Linked DNA regions of Homo sapiens: region 1 is linked to region 2. The links are chromatin loops, found by intact Hi-C in ENCODE. Cell type or tissue: lower leg skin. All regions are shown on one strand.

The links. Hi-C counts contacts between places; a loop is a spot of excess contacts. Peaks named below come from ENCODE experiments on the same cell type or tissue, not always from the same donor. Only the 100,000 strongest peaks of a DNase experiment are listed, where the experiment ranks them.
Region 1: it touches region 2 in a loop (3-fold over the local background); 3 of 110 quality-filtered maps call a loop at or near these places.

Annotation. Positions count from the first base shown.
Region 1 is chr1:150,483,080-150,491,079 of GRCh38, forward strand. TARS2 (threonyl-tRNA synthetase 2, mitochondrial) reads left to right here and starts at 4,340. Exons shown (of 18, transcript NM_025150.5): 1 at 4,340-4,437; 2 at 4,779-4,975; 3 at 5,885-6,008; 4 at 7,522-7,646. The coding sequence starts at 4,372. LOC124904416 (a long non-coding RNA gene) reads left to right here and starts at 1,432. Exons shown (of 2, transcript XR_007066600.1): 1 at 1,432-1,710; 2 at 1,966-2,275. RefSeq lists enhancers at 4,165-4,671, 4,165-4,434. In lower leg skin, a CTCF peak has its summit at 4,258; a DNase peak (open chromatin) is centred at 4,242; H3K4me3 peaks cover 512 bases.
Region 2 is chr1:150,992,159-151,000,158 of GRCh38, forward strand. ANXA9 (annexin A9) reads left to right here. Exons shown (of 14, transcript NM_003568.3): 13 at 2,419-2,541; 14 at 3,102-3,476. The coding sequence ends at 3,164. MINDY1 (MINDY lysine 48 deubiquitinase 1) reads right to left here. Exons shown (of 10, transcript NM_001376665.1): 6 at 7,704-7,806; 7 at 7,211-7,353; 8 at 5,924-6,115; 9 at 5,466-5,621; 10 at 4,677-5,209. The coding sequence ends at 5,129. Among named protein-coding and RNA genes, the nearest start is that of MINDY1, 11 kb to the right of the region's middle. RefSeq lists enhancers at 3,818-4,037, 5,387-5,886. In lower leg skin, a CTCF peak has its summit at 3,906 (motif pointing left); a DNase peak (open chromatin) is centred at 3,966.

The sequences.
Region 1 (8,000 bases), 510 kb before region 2:
ACCACACCCAGCCAAATATACTTTCTACATCTTTAGTGCTTCTAAGAAGTAAGATAGATTTGGAGGTATGTGCTGATCCTGAGGACAAGTGGAAAATATTTACATGTAGTTTAAAGTTACATGTAGTTTAAAGCTATAAAAACAATACCTTCTGAACTAGGACTCTAGTCACCTTGGAATTTCTATTCCAAAAGTGGAGTTAAGCTGAGAATTTCCTAAAATTTTACTAAGGGCCTAGGACACCCTTCACTGTGGATTCCCTTTTTCCTGCACTTCTGTGGAAATCTAGCTTTATTTTGTGCACACTTTTTTCCTTAACCTTAATCTGGTAGAGAAAAGTCGGAAGACGCCTCTTTTCTTGGCTTTCTATTGGACCCACCTCTTTTACCCTATATCAAAGGCCTATTTGGCCACAAGTATCAGAATCTTATAACCTGACACATTATGACCAATCTGGTCCCTGAGAGGCAGTATGGCATAGCATAAACAACAAGGGCTTTGCATTCAGATAGACTGGGGGCTTTACTTCTTTGAGAATCATTTTCCTGTTTTAAAGGGAGTATACTTGACATAGTTGTTTTAGGAATTAGGTGAAATAGTGAAGGCATAGCACCGGGTGTTCAGTAGTAGTCTAGGGTGGAGGGGCAACAGCCCAAGTTTTAAGAATAGATGTTTCAAGCCAGGCATGGTGGCTCACGCCTGTAAACGCAGCACTTTGGGAGGCCAAGGCAGGTGGATCACCTGAGGTCAGGAGTTCAAGACCAGCCTGGCCAACATTGTGAAACCCCATCTCTACTAAAAATACAAAAAAATAGCCAGGTGTGGTGGCGGGCACCTGTAATCCCAGCTACTCGGGAGGCTGAGGCAGGAGAATCGATTGAATCTGGGAGTCGGAGGTTGCAGTGAGCCAAGATCGTGCCATTGCACTCCAGCCTGAGCAACAAGAGTGAAACTCCATCTCAAAAAACAAAAAACAGGCCGGGCACAGTGGCTCACGCCTGTAATCTCAGCACTTTGGGAGGCCAAGGTGGTCGGATCACGAGGTCAGGAGTTCGAGACCAGCCTGACATGGTGAAACCCTGTCTCTACTAAAAATACAAAAATTAGCCGAGCGTGGTGGCGCGCACCTGTAATCCCAGCTACTCAGGAGGCTGAGGCAGAAGAATCACTTGAACCCGGGAGGCAGAGGTTGCAGTGAGCCAAGATAGCGCCACTGCACTCCAGCCTCGGCGACAGAGCAAGACTCTGACTCAAAAAAAATTAGCTGGGTGTGGTGGCGTACACCTGTAATCCCAGCTACTGGGGAAGCTGAGGCAGGAGGATCACTTGAACCCAGGAGGCGGAGGTTGCAGTGAGCCAAGATCATGCCACTGCACTCCAGCCGGGCAACAGAGCAAGACTTCACCTCAAAAAAAAAAAAAAAAAAAAAAAAAAGAATAGATGTTTCCTAGGCTGACTAATGGATTAAAATTCCCCAATACTGAGGCATATGCTAGTCACAAGTCCGAAGTTGTAGAAGAACCAGTAACTCATGAATTGGCCTTAGCTTGCTCTTGCACTTGCTTACTTGCTTGCTTGCTTCTTACAGAGGGCGGATGGAATAACTCAACATTCCTTCCTTCCTCCACTGCAACACAAGTTACATAGGTGATGATGTGGTAGTTGATTGATCGGCATCCCCTCAGCACCCAGCTCACTGCATTGCACACAGTAAGCAGTTAGTAAATGAGAGCATCAAATCAATACCGTGATTGGTACATACTTGATTCAATAATTATTGGGCACCTACCATTTTGTTGCCTGCAATACACCTTTCCCCTTTTGGTGCAGAGGCATGAGAAGAATTCTGCCTGTTGCCACCCTTTCTGAATGCCATTTAAAAATTCTTAACTACCTTCTCCAAACCACACACACACAAGTTATCTTCCTCTCCCACACTCTTGTCTCTTTCTCTTTGTATTTCAGGGTGTCTACCAGAAGATGGACCCAAGATCCATGGAGGCTCCTGTGACTCAGATCAACTGCCCTGCCCGGGAAACCTGGTCTCTCCGGAAACCTTGATTAAACTGCTTTTTCTGACACCTCTTCCTCTACAACCCTTGATTCTATCACCATTGAAACTTCAGAACCAACTCTAACCATCCCCACCTCCAGGTGAGGGGACTAATGAGAATTACTGACAGCCTGATGGCTACCCCCAAGTCAGTTTCCCTTCATACTTTACTACAAATCTGACCATGTTCCCATATTTACTGAGTAAATTTGATGAAATTTACCTAGTCCTGTGTCCTAGATGTATCAGGGAGAGGGAAGAGAAAGGATAAAGGAAGTTGAGAGCTGGGATAGGAATTAGAGGCAAAGGGCTTATGTAGGGAGCAGAGAGCTAAAATTCTAGTCAGGCACCTCTTTCTGAGGTGATGGGGGAGTATACTGGGAGCAAACTCTTCTAGAGAAAGCATGGTGTGGTAAAAGAAAACCAAGCTTGGATTCAGAAATCACCATCAGCACTTGCTGTTTGACCTTAAATTCCTCATCTGTCAGATTAAAAGGTCTCGGCCGGGCATGGTGGCTCACGCCTGTAATCCCAGCACTTTGGGAGGCTGAGGCAGGCGGATCACCTGATGCTGGGAGTTCGGGACCAGCCTGACCAACATGGAGAAACCCTGTCTCTACTAAAAATACAAAATTAGCTGGGCCTGGGGTGGCACATGCCTGTAATCCCAGCTACTCGGGAGGCTGAGGCAGGAGAAGCGCTTGAACCTGGGGAGGCGGAGGTTGCGGTAAGCCGAGATCACGCCACTGCACTCCAGCCTGGGCAACAAGAGTGAAACTCCATCTCAAAAAAAAAAAAAAAAGATTAAAAGGTCTATAAAGTCCCTATTAAGCACCATGAGTATAAAGGGACTCAAACTGACCTCTGCAGATTCTTGATTCCAGCTTTTTTGTTTTTGTTTTGTTTTGAGATGAAGTCTCGCTCTTGTCCCCCAGGCTGGAGTGCATGGCGTGATCTCGGCTCACTGCAACCTCCACCTCCCGGGTTCAAGCGATTCTCCTGTCTCAGCCTCCCAAGTAGCTGGGATTACAGGCGCCCACCACCATGCCCAGCTAATTTTTGTATTTTTAGTAGAGACGGGGTTTCACCATGTTGGCCAGGCTGGTCTAGAACTCCTGACCTCAGGTGATCCACCCGCCTCGGCCTCCCAAGTAGCTGGGATTACAGGCGCCCACCACCACGCCCAGCTAATTTTTGTATTTTTAGTAGAGACGGGGTTTCACCATGTTGGCCAGGCTGGTCTAGAACTCCTGACCTCAGGTGATCCACCTGCCTCGGCCTCCCAAAGTGCTGGGATTACAGCGTGAGCCACTGCGCGCGGCCATCTTTGCTCCAGCTTTAAAGTGGTTACTCCAGAGGCTGAGGTGGTCAGTTGAGCCCAGGAGGTCGAGACTGCAGTGAGCCATGATTGTACCCCTGCACTCCAGCCTGGGCAACGGTGAGACCTTGTCTCAAAATTAAAAAATAAAACTGTTACAGTCATTTATCATAATAGCTTCTTGTTGCTTTTGCCCATTACCAAAAAACCATGGGCCACACTAGACGATTTACATAAAATTTAACTCAACAATTGGGAGCAACACTATTCTCATTTTATAGTTGAGAAAATTGAGGCTTAGAGAAATTAAATAGGTCAGGCAAGGCGGCTCATGCCTGTAATTCCAGAACTCTGGGAGGCCGGAGCGCGGTGGCGGTTTGGTGGGGGGGAGGGGAGGGATTGCTTGAGGCCAGGAGTTCGAGACTACCCTGGCCAACATAGTGAGACCCGCCCCCCCCTCCCGCCCCCCCCGGTCTCTATTAAATAAATATGAGAAGTTTAATAATTTTCCCAAAATTACATAGTTAATGGCAGATCCAGAATTTACACTAGGTCTGTCTGGTTCCCCAGTCTATGCTCTTAAGTTTTGCTACTTGCTGTAAGGACCACGTAAAATAAAATGTATAGTTAAAGGGAAATTACTACCATTTCCTGTCTGGTTTTCTCCCACTCTCGCCCTCAAAAGTTCACCTGCCCTTGTCCTCAAAGCCACAGGACGCCTAATTGCTATTTTTGGGTTTCAGCTGAAACGCCACGGGTCTGGGGGAATAGCGAGGGTGTGTTACATTTTCGGTCTTCCGGTCAGCCGGAACCACTCACACCGCTGCTGGTGCTGTGTAGGGTGTACCTCTTCGGAGTTCCTGGAGGTGGTGCCAGACTAGAGTGGCAGCTGTAGTAACCAATAGACACGGACTTTGTTGGACCAGAAGCCAATGAAGAATTACGTGGAGGAGAAGCGGCGATAATCTGTTTGAGGATGTAGGCACTGGTGTGAAGGAACATGGCCCTGTATCAGAGGTGGCGGTGTCTCCGGCTCCAAGGTTTACAGGCTTGCAGGCTACACACGGTGCGTGAGGCACCCCCAAAGCTCCGATCCGCATCAGACTTAGCCCAGCCGAAGCCCCCAAATTTTTATGTTAACCCAGCCTCACGCCACTCCTCCTCTCCCTGGTCCTCCGAGTCCCCAGAAAAGGACTCGTATCTAAACTCGTTATCTAATTCTCGAGTTAGCGGTCTGGGGGACTCTGAGCTCGAAGGACCCCCAGCCTAGGGTCTTGTATCACCCAATCCCCTTAAAAAGTAGGAATTCGGACGAAGTCCACTTAACCATCCCAAAGTGCCATCATCTGCAATTCTAAGAAAGAATGATGGGACGTGTGTTACCTGCTAATATATCTTTCCCTCCAGGCAGTTGTGTCGACCCCTCCACGCTGGTTGGCAGAGCGGCTTGGCCTTTTTGAGGAGCTGTGGGCTGCTCAGGTAAAGAGATTAGCAAGCATGGCACAGAAGGAACCCCGGACTATTAAGATATCACTTCCTGGAGGCCAGAAAATTGATGCTGTGGCATGGAACACAACCCCCTACCAACTAGCCCGGCAGATCAGGTAACAGGCCCATCCTGTAACTACCAGGATTATCCTTCTGCCCCTTTACTTTCTCTTCACTTGAGCAGGGGAAGAAAACTTGGTCTGCTTGTTTCTGTTCCGTCCCCATTAAGATAGCCTTTCCTGAAGATTTTGTTTTTGTTTTTTGTTGTTGTTCTTTTATACAGACGGGGTCTCTCCATGTTGCCCAGGCTAGTCTTGAACTCCTGGGCTCAAGCGATCCTTCCATCTCAGCCTCCCGAAGTGCTGGGATTACAGGCATGAGCCACCAAACCCGGCCTGAGATTTGTTTTATCTGTATTAGTTTCTGCATCAGAGTCTCTGTCCTTTCATTGGGGAAAGAAATGAAAGCTTCTGTTGCTCTGGTAACTCATTTCACCTTTGCAAGTTTACAGTTGCTGAGAGATGAGCAACTTTCTCCCCACTGTGGATTGTAACCCTGTCTGTTTTAAATCATTAATTTACTTTTTAATAATTGATACATAATAATTGAACATATGAATGGGTATATGTGATATTTTGATATATGCATACAATATGTAATGATCAAATCAGGGTGTTCAGGATATCTGTTACCCCAAACATTTATCATTTCTTTGTGTTGGGACTATTTCAAATCTTCTAGCTATTTTGAAATATACAATAAATTATTATTAACTGTATTCACCCAACTCTGCTATGGAACATTAGAGCATATTCCTTCTGTCTAACTCTATTTTTGTACCCATTAGCCAACCTCTTCATCTCCCCTCCCCCATCCTTTCCAGCCTCTGGTAACTATCACTCTATTCTCTACCACTGTGAGATCAACTTTTTAAACTCTCATATAGGAATCAGAACATGTGATATTTTCCTTTTTGTGCCTTGTAACCCTGTCTTTTTCTTCATCCCCACCTTCCACTGCTGAAGTTCAACACTGGCAGATACTGCAGTGGCTGCTCAAGTGAATGGAGAACCTTATGATCTGGAGCGGCCCTTGGAGACAGATTCTGACCTCAGATTTCTGACATTCGATTCCCCAGAGGGGAAAGCAGTAAGTTTCTTTCTTATCAGGAATACAGTGACTACTAAACCAAGAGATATTGAAGCAGGAAATTCTAACATTTTATTCTTTTGCCGCAGTTTCTCCATTTGCAGTTGGGAGGGAGACCTACCACAGACTGTCTTGACTATTTCTGGTTAGGAAACTTATGGTGAAAGTTTTTAACTTAGCTTCGATCTATTAAGCAAACATTTGTGCTAGTGAGAGGGAGAGAGATGATATGTTGAAAAAACGAAAGGATAAATATGTAAATTCAGCCCCCTCAACTCTTGAGCACGTACATTATAAGTCATCTGTAGTGTATATTCAATTCTAACATGGCTTATACAGCTGAGCAAACAACCTGGTCACCTCCCCACCTTGTCTTCTTCATGTCAGCTCAGGTAGCACAGACCTTGCCTATTAGGATCCAGAAAAATAGAGTTCTCCTGCCATCTATGTGTAAATAGTGACCAAATCCAAGAGGAATATATCGCACTAGATTCGTGGGACAGAAAAAAATAGGACTAAAAGACCAAACAGAGACCTAAGTAACCACTGTGTTAAGAAGATAGCTTATTCTGGCCAGGCACAGTAGCTCACGCCTGTAATCCCAGCACTTTGGGAGGCCGAGGCAGGTGGATCATCTGAGGTCAAGAGTTCAAGACCAGCCTGGCCAACATAGTAGAAACCCCGTCTCTACTAAAAATACAAAAATTAGCTGGGCGTGGTGGTGAGCACTTGTCATCCCAGCTAATTGAGAGGCTGAGGCAGGAGAATTGCTTGAACCCTGGAGGCGGAGGTTGCAGTGAGCTGAGATCGCGTCATTGCACTCTAGCCTGGGCGACAGAGCGAGACTCCGTCTCAAAAAGAAAAATTATTCTGAAGCCCTAAAAGCTTACAGGAGCAGCAGAAGACTGACTGGCCTCCAGCTTCTATGCTTTGGAACTGGGAAGAACCAAGGATTGAGGGGTGGGGCTGGAGCTTCTATGCACTGAAAGAAGAAAAAATACTGGCCTTCTTTCTTTTCTATTCAGTCTTTTTTTTTTTTTTTTTTTTTTGAGATGGAGTCTCACTCTGTCACCCAGGCTGGAGTGCAGTGGCGCGATCTTGGTTCACTGCAACTTCCACCTCCCGGGTTCAAGTGATTCTCCTGCCTCAGCCTCCTGAGTAGCTGGGATTACAGACACACGCCACCATGCCTGGCTAGTTTTGTATGTTTTAGCAGAGACAGGGTTTCACCATGTTGGCCAGACTGGCCTCGAACTCCTGACCTCAGATGATCCGCCTGCCTTGACCTCCTGAAGTGTTGGGGTTACAGGCATGAGCTGCTGTGCCCAGCCTTTTTTTTTAAGCTTGTTACTTTTTAGTGGTCACCCCCAAAATCTAGGATCCCCATTTTGTGGTAGTTATTCCTAGAAGAACCATACCGGCTTTCCTACCAGCTTTTGTGAGGAAGAGCTCAGAGATCTAGGGGTTAAGGGAGAAGTTTATGAACTTGTGAACCCCTTTTTTGTGAACCCAGGTGTTCTGGCACTCCAGCACCCATGTCCTGGGGGCAGCAGCTGAACAATTCCTAGGTGCTGTTCTCTGCAGAGGTCCAAGTACAGAATATGGCTTTTACCATGATTTCTTCCTGGGAAAGGAGAGGTGAGTAATGAAAGGAAGGAGGAGAATGATTCTGGGATGGTTTCTGAGGCTCTTTTCAGGGGCCTTGGGCATGCTCCATTTGGATGAGGAAGCTGGAGGAGAAGGGTTTCTCTAGGTCTCAACTATGACATTAGTATCTCCTTCTGTGCTAGTCCATGTCCCTCTTCTAACTTTGCTTGAAATTTACCTTCTTGGCTGGTGCACATGTAGTCCCAGCTACTTGGGAGGCTGAGGTGGAAGGATCACTTGAGCCTGGGAGGTTGAGGCTGTGGTGAGCCATGATCTTAACCACTGCACCCAACTTGTGTGACACAGCAAGACACTTTCTCAAAAAAAAAACAAAAAGAAAAAGAA
Region 2 (8,000 bases):
ATGGCTGATTCAGGACAAATTTCCACCAATCTGTAGTAAAAATTAATGTTCCTGGTGAAGATCCTAGGGCCATATGCAATGCCAGGTATACGATTAAGTATTATAATTAGGCCAGGCATGGTGGCTCATGCCTGTAATCCCAGCACTTTGGGAGGCCAAGGCAGGTGAATCACCCGAGGTCAGGAGTTCGAGACCAGACTGACCAACATGGTGAAACCCCGTCTCTACTAAATATACAAAATTAGCTAGGTGTGGTGGTGTGCACCTGTATTTCCAGCTACTTGGGAGGCTGAGATAGGAGAATTGCTTGAACCTGGGAGGCAGAGGTTACAGTGACCTGAGATCGCACCACTGCACCCCAGCCTGGGTAACAGAGTGAGACTCCATCTAAACAAACAAACCATATATATATATGCTGAAGCGAGCAGATCACTTGAGGTCAGGAGTTTGAGACCAGCCTGGCCAACATGGTAAAACCCCACCTGTACTAAAAATAAAAAAATTAGCTGGGCGTTTGGCACATGCTATAGTCCCAGCTGCTTGGGAGGCTGAGGCAGGAGACTTGCTTGAACCTGGGAGGCGGAGGTTGCAGTGAGCTGAATTCACGCCACTGCATTCCACTCTGGGTGACAGAGCAAGAAAAAAGAATACTTGTACAACAATGAGAGTATTCAGTTAATGAGTGACTCTTGCCCAATTCTGTAACTTTAGAGTAACAAGCGTTGGAAGAAGAGAAGAATGGATACTGGGGAGCAATTGGCAATCTTTATGACAATACAAAACTAATGATGCATAAAAGTTAAAATGAAGTAGACATTAGGTCCACTGACAATTAGGTAATGAGTCTAAATGAATTGGAGCATCCTGTTTTACTTCATTTTCTTTTGTTTTGTCAAAGGAGTTTATGATCTATTGGGATGCCCTAAGTATGTGTTGTAGGCAGTTCTGGGAAGAGTCTTGTGAGTAAAGTGACTCAGGAAACTCTGAAAATGAGGATATTAGGAATTGATGACAACACTGGTGCACAGAAAAAAAAAAACACAGGAATTTTACAATTAAAAGTTTTTATTTAAAAATCTCTCATAACAACACATTACTTAGTATAATCAATTATAATTCAGGATTTTGATGACTTGTACCTGTGTTATTTCTTTTCTTTTCTTTTTTTTTGAGACGGAGTCTTGCTCTGTCCCAGGCTGGAGTGCAGTGGTGTGATCTCAGCTTACTGCAACGTCCGCCTCCCAGGTTCAAGCAATTCTCCTACCTCACCCTCCTCAGTAGCTGGGATTATAGGCGCCTACCACCACACCTGGCTAATTTTTGTAGTTTTAATAGAGACGGGGGTTTCACCATGTTGGCCAGGCTGGTCTCGAACTCCTGACCATAAATGATCTGCTTGCCTTGGCCTCCCAAAATTCTGGGATTACAGGCATGAGCCACCACACCTGGCCTGTTATTTCTTTTTTCTTTCTTTCTTTTTTTTTTTTTTTTTTGAGACGGAGTTTTGCTCTTCTTGCCCAGGTTGGAGTGCAGTGGCGCGATCTCAGCTCACTGCAACCTCCGCCTCCTGGGTTCAAGCAATTCTCCTGCCTCAGCCTTCCAAGTAGCTGGGATTGCAGGCACCCACCACCATGCCTGGCTTATTTTTGTATTTTTAGTAGAGACGGGGTTTCACCATTTTGGTCAGGCTGGTCTCGAACTCCTACCTCAGATGATCCACGCGCCTCATCCTCCCAAAGTGCTGGGATTACAGGCATGAGCCACTGTGCCTGGCCTGTTATTTCTAAACTGAACCTTTCATTACTTTCTTTAGCCAAAAAACAGGCCTGCTGCATGTACAGGAGGAAGATAGCAATGTTTCAGCCTAAGGGTCCAACCGGAGAAACTAATATGCAGAGATGGGGCTGTGAGATGGCCCTATTGGGTTGGAATCAGAACTAGAAGTCACACAACCTTGAACCCTATCAGAGCCTCATCAGCTCAGTTTAGGGATAGGGCAGGTATATCCTCCTTGGATATTCACTAACTTGAAAGTTAAAAGCAGTTTTCCTGGTTTTCATGCTGGCAGTCTTTATATGCACCAAATCTTTTCTAGCCTTCCTGGTGTACCTATCTTTGGAGCTGCTCACCACCAAATTCTGGAGGTACACAGCTCTAAGCTAATGGTAGGGGCAGGAAAGACATGTGGAAAGAAATAAATACTCAAGCTGCCCCCACAGAGACTGATCTTTCCTGCTGTGTCATCTTCCTTGAGGATGGACAAACATAACTTTTGTCCCGAGATAATGTATAATGTACACTCTTATCCCTTGACTCCCACCTTGCCTCCCCTTCCTACAATAACCCTCCAAGCCATTCAACCCCTACTCTCAGTGAGACTCTCACTAACTACCCCCCATCTCTTTCTTCCCCTACTAGGAAACTGAGCCCAATTACCAAGTCCTGATTCGCATCCTTATCTCTCGATGTGAGACTGACCTTCTGAGTATCAGAGCTGAGTTCAGGAAGAAATTTGGGAAGTCCCTCTACTCTTCTCTCCAGGTGAAACTTGGCTACTTCTTAGCCTGGAGCCTCAGGCCTTCACTCCTCACCTCCACCCTCACTCCCTGCACACAGCTGAGCATATTCTTGCCCCATAGAAAACCCAGTAGTTAGCCAGGCACAGTGGCTCACGCCTGTAATCCCAGCACTTTGAGAGGCTGAGGTGGGCGGATCACGAGGTCAGGAGTTCAAGACCACCCTGACCAACATGGTGAAACCCCGTCTCTACTAAAAATACAAAAATTAGCCAGGCATGGTGGCGTGCACCTGTAATCCCAGCTACTCAGGAGGCTGAGGCAGGAGAGTCGCTTGAACCCAGAAGGCAGAGGTTGCAGTGAGCCAAGATCGTGCCACTGCACTCCCACCTGGGTGACAGGGCAAGACTCCATCTTAAAAAAGAAAACCCAGGAGTCTTTGGTTAATGTAGTGCAGGACTCTGAGCTCCCGGGAGGACCCTTCCCTCCCAGATGAACTGTGATGGACCAGCCCAAAGGAGGGGAGAGAGCACTTGGGCCATAGTGGTGGTGGATCTTTCTAACACTGAATTCCCTTGTCTGCAGGATGCAGTGAAAGGGGATTGCCAGTCAGCCCTCCTGGCCTTGTGCAGGGCTGAAGACATGTGAGACTTCCCTGCCCCACCCCACATGACATCCGAGGATCTGAGATTTCCGTGTTTGGCTGAACCTGGGAGACCAGCTGGGCCTCCAAGTAGGATAACCCCTCACTGAGCACCACATTCTCTAGCTTCTTGTTGAGGCTGGAACTGTTTCTTTAAAATCCCTTAATTTTCCCATCTCAAAATTATATCTGTACCTGGGTCATCCAGCTCCTTCTTGGGTGTGGGGAAATGAGTTTTCTTTGATAGTTTCTGCCTCACTCATCCCTCCTGTACCCTGGCCAGAACATCTCACTGATACTCGAATTCTTTTGGCAAACTTCGCTGTTGTTTGTGTTCCCTGATTGAAGGTTGGGTGGAGCAGGACATGGACCGGGAAGAGGCACTGGAGTTGGAAGTGCCTTTGATGTGCACTTGGCTATTCCGCAGGAATCCTGTTTTGCCTTAGTGCTACAGTAATCCACACCCAGGTCTCCCACTCCAGGTCTCCCCTCACCCTCATTCTCCAGGAAACTTCAGGCAAAATAATTGAGAAACAGGCATTAGAACAAGGTGAGAAATAGAGGGAGCAAAGGACCATCTGTATGAACTGGGAAGCAAGCGGAGGGCCAAGCTACCCTCCCCAGCATGGGAATTCTTGGGTTAGTGGAGAGCACAACCCTCAAATTCATGTGTCCAAGCAGAGATTTGGAAACCCACCTCCCAGGAGAGCACTATTTCCCATAGAAAACAAAAACAAAAACAGAAACAAAAACAAAAAGTCAGGCTTTGGTTCCCCCTGCAGGCTATATTAGAAATGACAGGTAGCTGGGCGCAGTGGCTCACGCCTGTAATTCCAGCACTTCGGGAGGCCAAGGCAGGCGGATTACTTGAGGTCAGGAATTCAAGACTAGCCTGACCAAAGTGGCGAAACCGTCTCTACTAAAAATACAAAAATTAGCTGGGCGCAGTGGCGCATGCCTGTAGTCCCAGCTACTCAGGAGGCTGAGGTAGGAGAATCGCTTGAATCCGGGAGGCGGAGGTTGCAGTGAGCTCAGATTGCACCACTGCACTCCAGCCTGGGCAATACAGCGAGGCTCCATCTCAAAAAAAAAAAAAAAAGAAAAAAAGAAATGACAGGTAACCACCTTCCTGCCTCTGACCCACCTCCCGCTTTTTGCATTCTTCAATTGGGTCAAATACTTAACCCTATTGCTTCAGGGTAAGGCAAACAACAGATCTCAGGAAAGAAGGTTTTTTTTTTTTTTAGACAGTTTTGCTCTTGTCGCCCAGGCTGGAGTGCAATGGTGCGATCTCGGCTCACTGCAACTTTCACCTCCCAGGTTCAAGTGATTCTCCTGCCTCAGCCTCCCGAGTAGCTGGGATTACAGGCGCCCACCATGACGCCCAGCTAATTTCTTGTATTTTTAGTAGAGACGGGGTTTCACCTTTTTGGGCAGGCTGGTCTCGAACTCCTAACCTCAGGTGATCCGCCCACCTTGGCCTCTCAAATTGTTGAGATTACAGGAGTGAGCCACCGTGCCCGGCCAGAAGTTTTATTTCCAAACCCCAGGAAGGCATTACAAATAAGAGATAGAAACCCAAATTAAGCTCTGAAACAACTGGAGACAGGCCTGCCTAGGTGATCAGGAGCATCCAGGCAGCAGGGATGGGAAGCAGAAGAGATGCATTCTGGATAGGGACCTCACCCCAGAGCCTCAGTCTGTACATACGTGTGACTATTCAGGGACCGGGAGTTGAGAACCAGAAACCCACCAATCCTAGTGTTGCCCTGGATGGGAGGCAGAGAAGGCAGCAGCACGTGAGGTCAAGGACATTACCAAGTCTGACCTTGGCATTTGTTGCCTGCTCTCATCCCCAACAGTCCATAAATAAGTTATCCAGCACATCTCAGGGGTGGAGGCGGGGGAGCAAGCCAACTAGCCATAGCCTCTGGAAGAAGGGGCAGGCCAGCCTGGCACTGGGGCAGAGCTACAGCAGAATGCAGTCTGACTCGTGCTTCGGCCTCTGCCGACGCTCCCCGGCTGGGCGTCCAGATGTGGCTCCTCTCCCCTGTATCGGATTTAACAATTGGTCACTGAACTTCCTTGGAAGAGCACAAGAAGAGATTCTAGAAGAAGGGGTGTCAGGATTGGGACAGAGAGTAGGGAGAGGAAGACAGGAAGGGGCTCCAGGGGAGAGGGACAGGCAGGGGAAGGACTCTGAGAGAAGAAACCTTGAAGAGACCAGTGCAGGAATAACAGGTGTTCTGGACCCGGCAAAGCATGAGGTGGAAACCGGGAGTGTGGGCGCCCAGGCAGCAGCCCACCTGCAGTGACAGGACCCGCGTCCGCATCCGCACTGGCTGCGCTGCCTGCTGCTGTTGATACTCCTCTTGCTGAAGCTGCTGGGCCAGCTCCAAGTCGGTAAGCCCCAGCGGGCCTCGTGGCTGTTGCTGCTGCAGGGACAGAGCAATCAGGTAGTCCTGGGGAGAACAAGAGTTGTGCAGTGGGCTGAGGCCCAGAGCCGTGGCTATTCAGGCAAGGTTTCCAAATCAGTTTTCCCACATCCCTCAAATTCTCTAGCTCTTTCTCCCCACAGAGCAGCACACACAGCCAAATGCATTATCTGTGGTGCCAGAGAATACACACCAAGTGAGGAGACGGTCTGAGGTAACCCAGAGAGAGAGGCATGGGTTCACATGGCCTCTAGCAGTTAAAATGTATGCAGTAAAAAGCTCTCTGAGGCACATGTGCTCTCTGCACTTTTCCTAAGTGCCCTACACACCTGGTCTACCTGCAGCTGCGTTTCTGGGGAGCCACTCCCACCTTCTGCTCCAGGCCCCTTGCCCAGGGAATGACTCAGGTGAAAGTCAGAGTCACAAAAGCAGCTGTCTCCATCCACATTGTGCAGGCTCTCCCATACGACTTGCTCCTCCTGTAGAAAGCCCTGGTCAGTGACCAGTAGGTATAAGTGACTCTACAAAGAAAAGAACAGAGCTCATTGGGGGGACAGTTGATACGGAGGCAGTTCACTGCCAGAAATCTCGGTATGAGCATGTGGACTTTTTTTTTCTTGGAGATGGAGTCTCGCTCTGTCATCCAGGCTGGAGTGCAGTGGCACAATCTCTGCTCACCGCAAGCTCTGCCTCCCAGGTTCACACCATTCTCCTGCCTCAGCCTCCCAAGTAGCTGGGACTACAGGCACCCGCCACCATGCCTGGCTAATGTTTGGTATTTTTTTAGTAGAGACGGGGTTTCACCGTGTTAGCCAGGATGGCCTCGATCTCCTGACCTCATGATCTGCCCGCCTCGGCCTCCCAAAGTGCTGGGATTACAGGCATGAGCCACCGCACCCGGACCCTGAGCATGCGGACCTTTTACAAATATGTGTGGCCTTGGGGGGAAGAAAGGGATGTCTGAGTGTATGTCCAGTTGGGTGTGAGCACGGTGGTCATTCTGGCTAAGCGTGGCATGGAGTCGTTGGGGCTGAGATGCCACATAAGACCCTGCTCCCCCCATTTCCCATTGTTCTCTGGGCTTGCCTGATGGCTCTTAGGATAAATCCTTTGAGAACCAGAGACCCCTCCCTCTGCTGCTCAAATCCTAGAGAGCTTTGGCAGTTTCTAACTTTTGAAGACCAGCATTGTTTAAAAATTCCACTGCCCCCTCCTAGGGGAGGATCATACTTTCCTGTCCCATCGACGGCAGGCTTATCCCTTATGGCTTGCTCTGGCCAGAAGATGTGAGCAGAAATGACATGTGTCATTTCCAAACAGAAGCTCTAAGCATGAGTGCACAGTGCCCCTCTCTCTCTCTGTTCCCACATATATTCCAGATAAAGGATCTTTTGTCAGCTGGGTCCCAGAGTGAAGATGGTGTGGGACAGAACCGTAGCCAGTCCACAGTGGACACGCACCAGGAGCGGGAAATGAACCTTTGTTGTGGTAAACCACAGGGATTTGAGGGGTCACTTGCTACCACGGCTTAATCTAGCTGATCCCAGCTGGACCCACGAGAAAAAGGCACCAGGAAATGACAGCACCGCAGCACGCCACCCCCAAACTCGCATTACCTTATGCTTAGTCATGGTGCTAAAGTGGTTGTTTCGGAAAAAGACGCTAAGTTCACCCTCCTTAGCAGCTGCTGTCAGCTCACACAGTCCGTGGTAGGTCAGCTGGGCCGCGGTGGTCTCCAGGAACTGCTCTGCAATCAGGCCTGCCAGAAAGGGACGAGTCGGGGGAAACTTGGCTTAAATTCAAGGTCCACAACAGGAAGGACCATCCAGAGAGCCCCTGTCAAAAGCCCCGGGGGGTCAGTCCCACCTTCTGACGTCCCTTTCTTGAAACCTGGCTGTATTCATTCACTTAACAAATACTTATAATAGAGCAGCTACCTTGTGCCAGGCACTGGGGATACCTCAATGAACTAAACAGAAATTCCCCAAGCTCCTTCTTGTGAAGCTTATATCTAGTGGGATGTGGTAGGAGATGACACCCAATAAAAAATAAGCCTAAGTAGCTGTCATTCCCTCCACATACTATCCATGAGAAGGGGAGGAATGTCACCTTCTGTCACGAGGTTGGTGTCACTGGAGTGTTTGCAGGTGATGATCCTCTCCACCAGCTGGTTGTAACTCAGTTTCCCAACTGCACGCACAGCCTCAGGACTCTGCTTGGGTAGTGGGATGTGGGATACCAAAAAAATTGGGATTTTTTTTTCTTTTTTAAGGAAGGAAATGAACAAAGCTCACAAGGACTACAACCCTGTGATGAATGGTTCCTAAACACTTTTTTTTTTTGGTCTCTCAAAAAAGAAAAAAATTTCAGGAACCATTCATCATAGGGTTGCTATGTTGCCCAGAC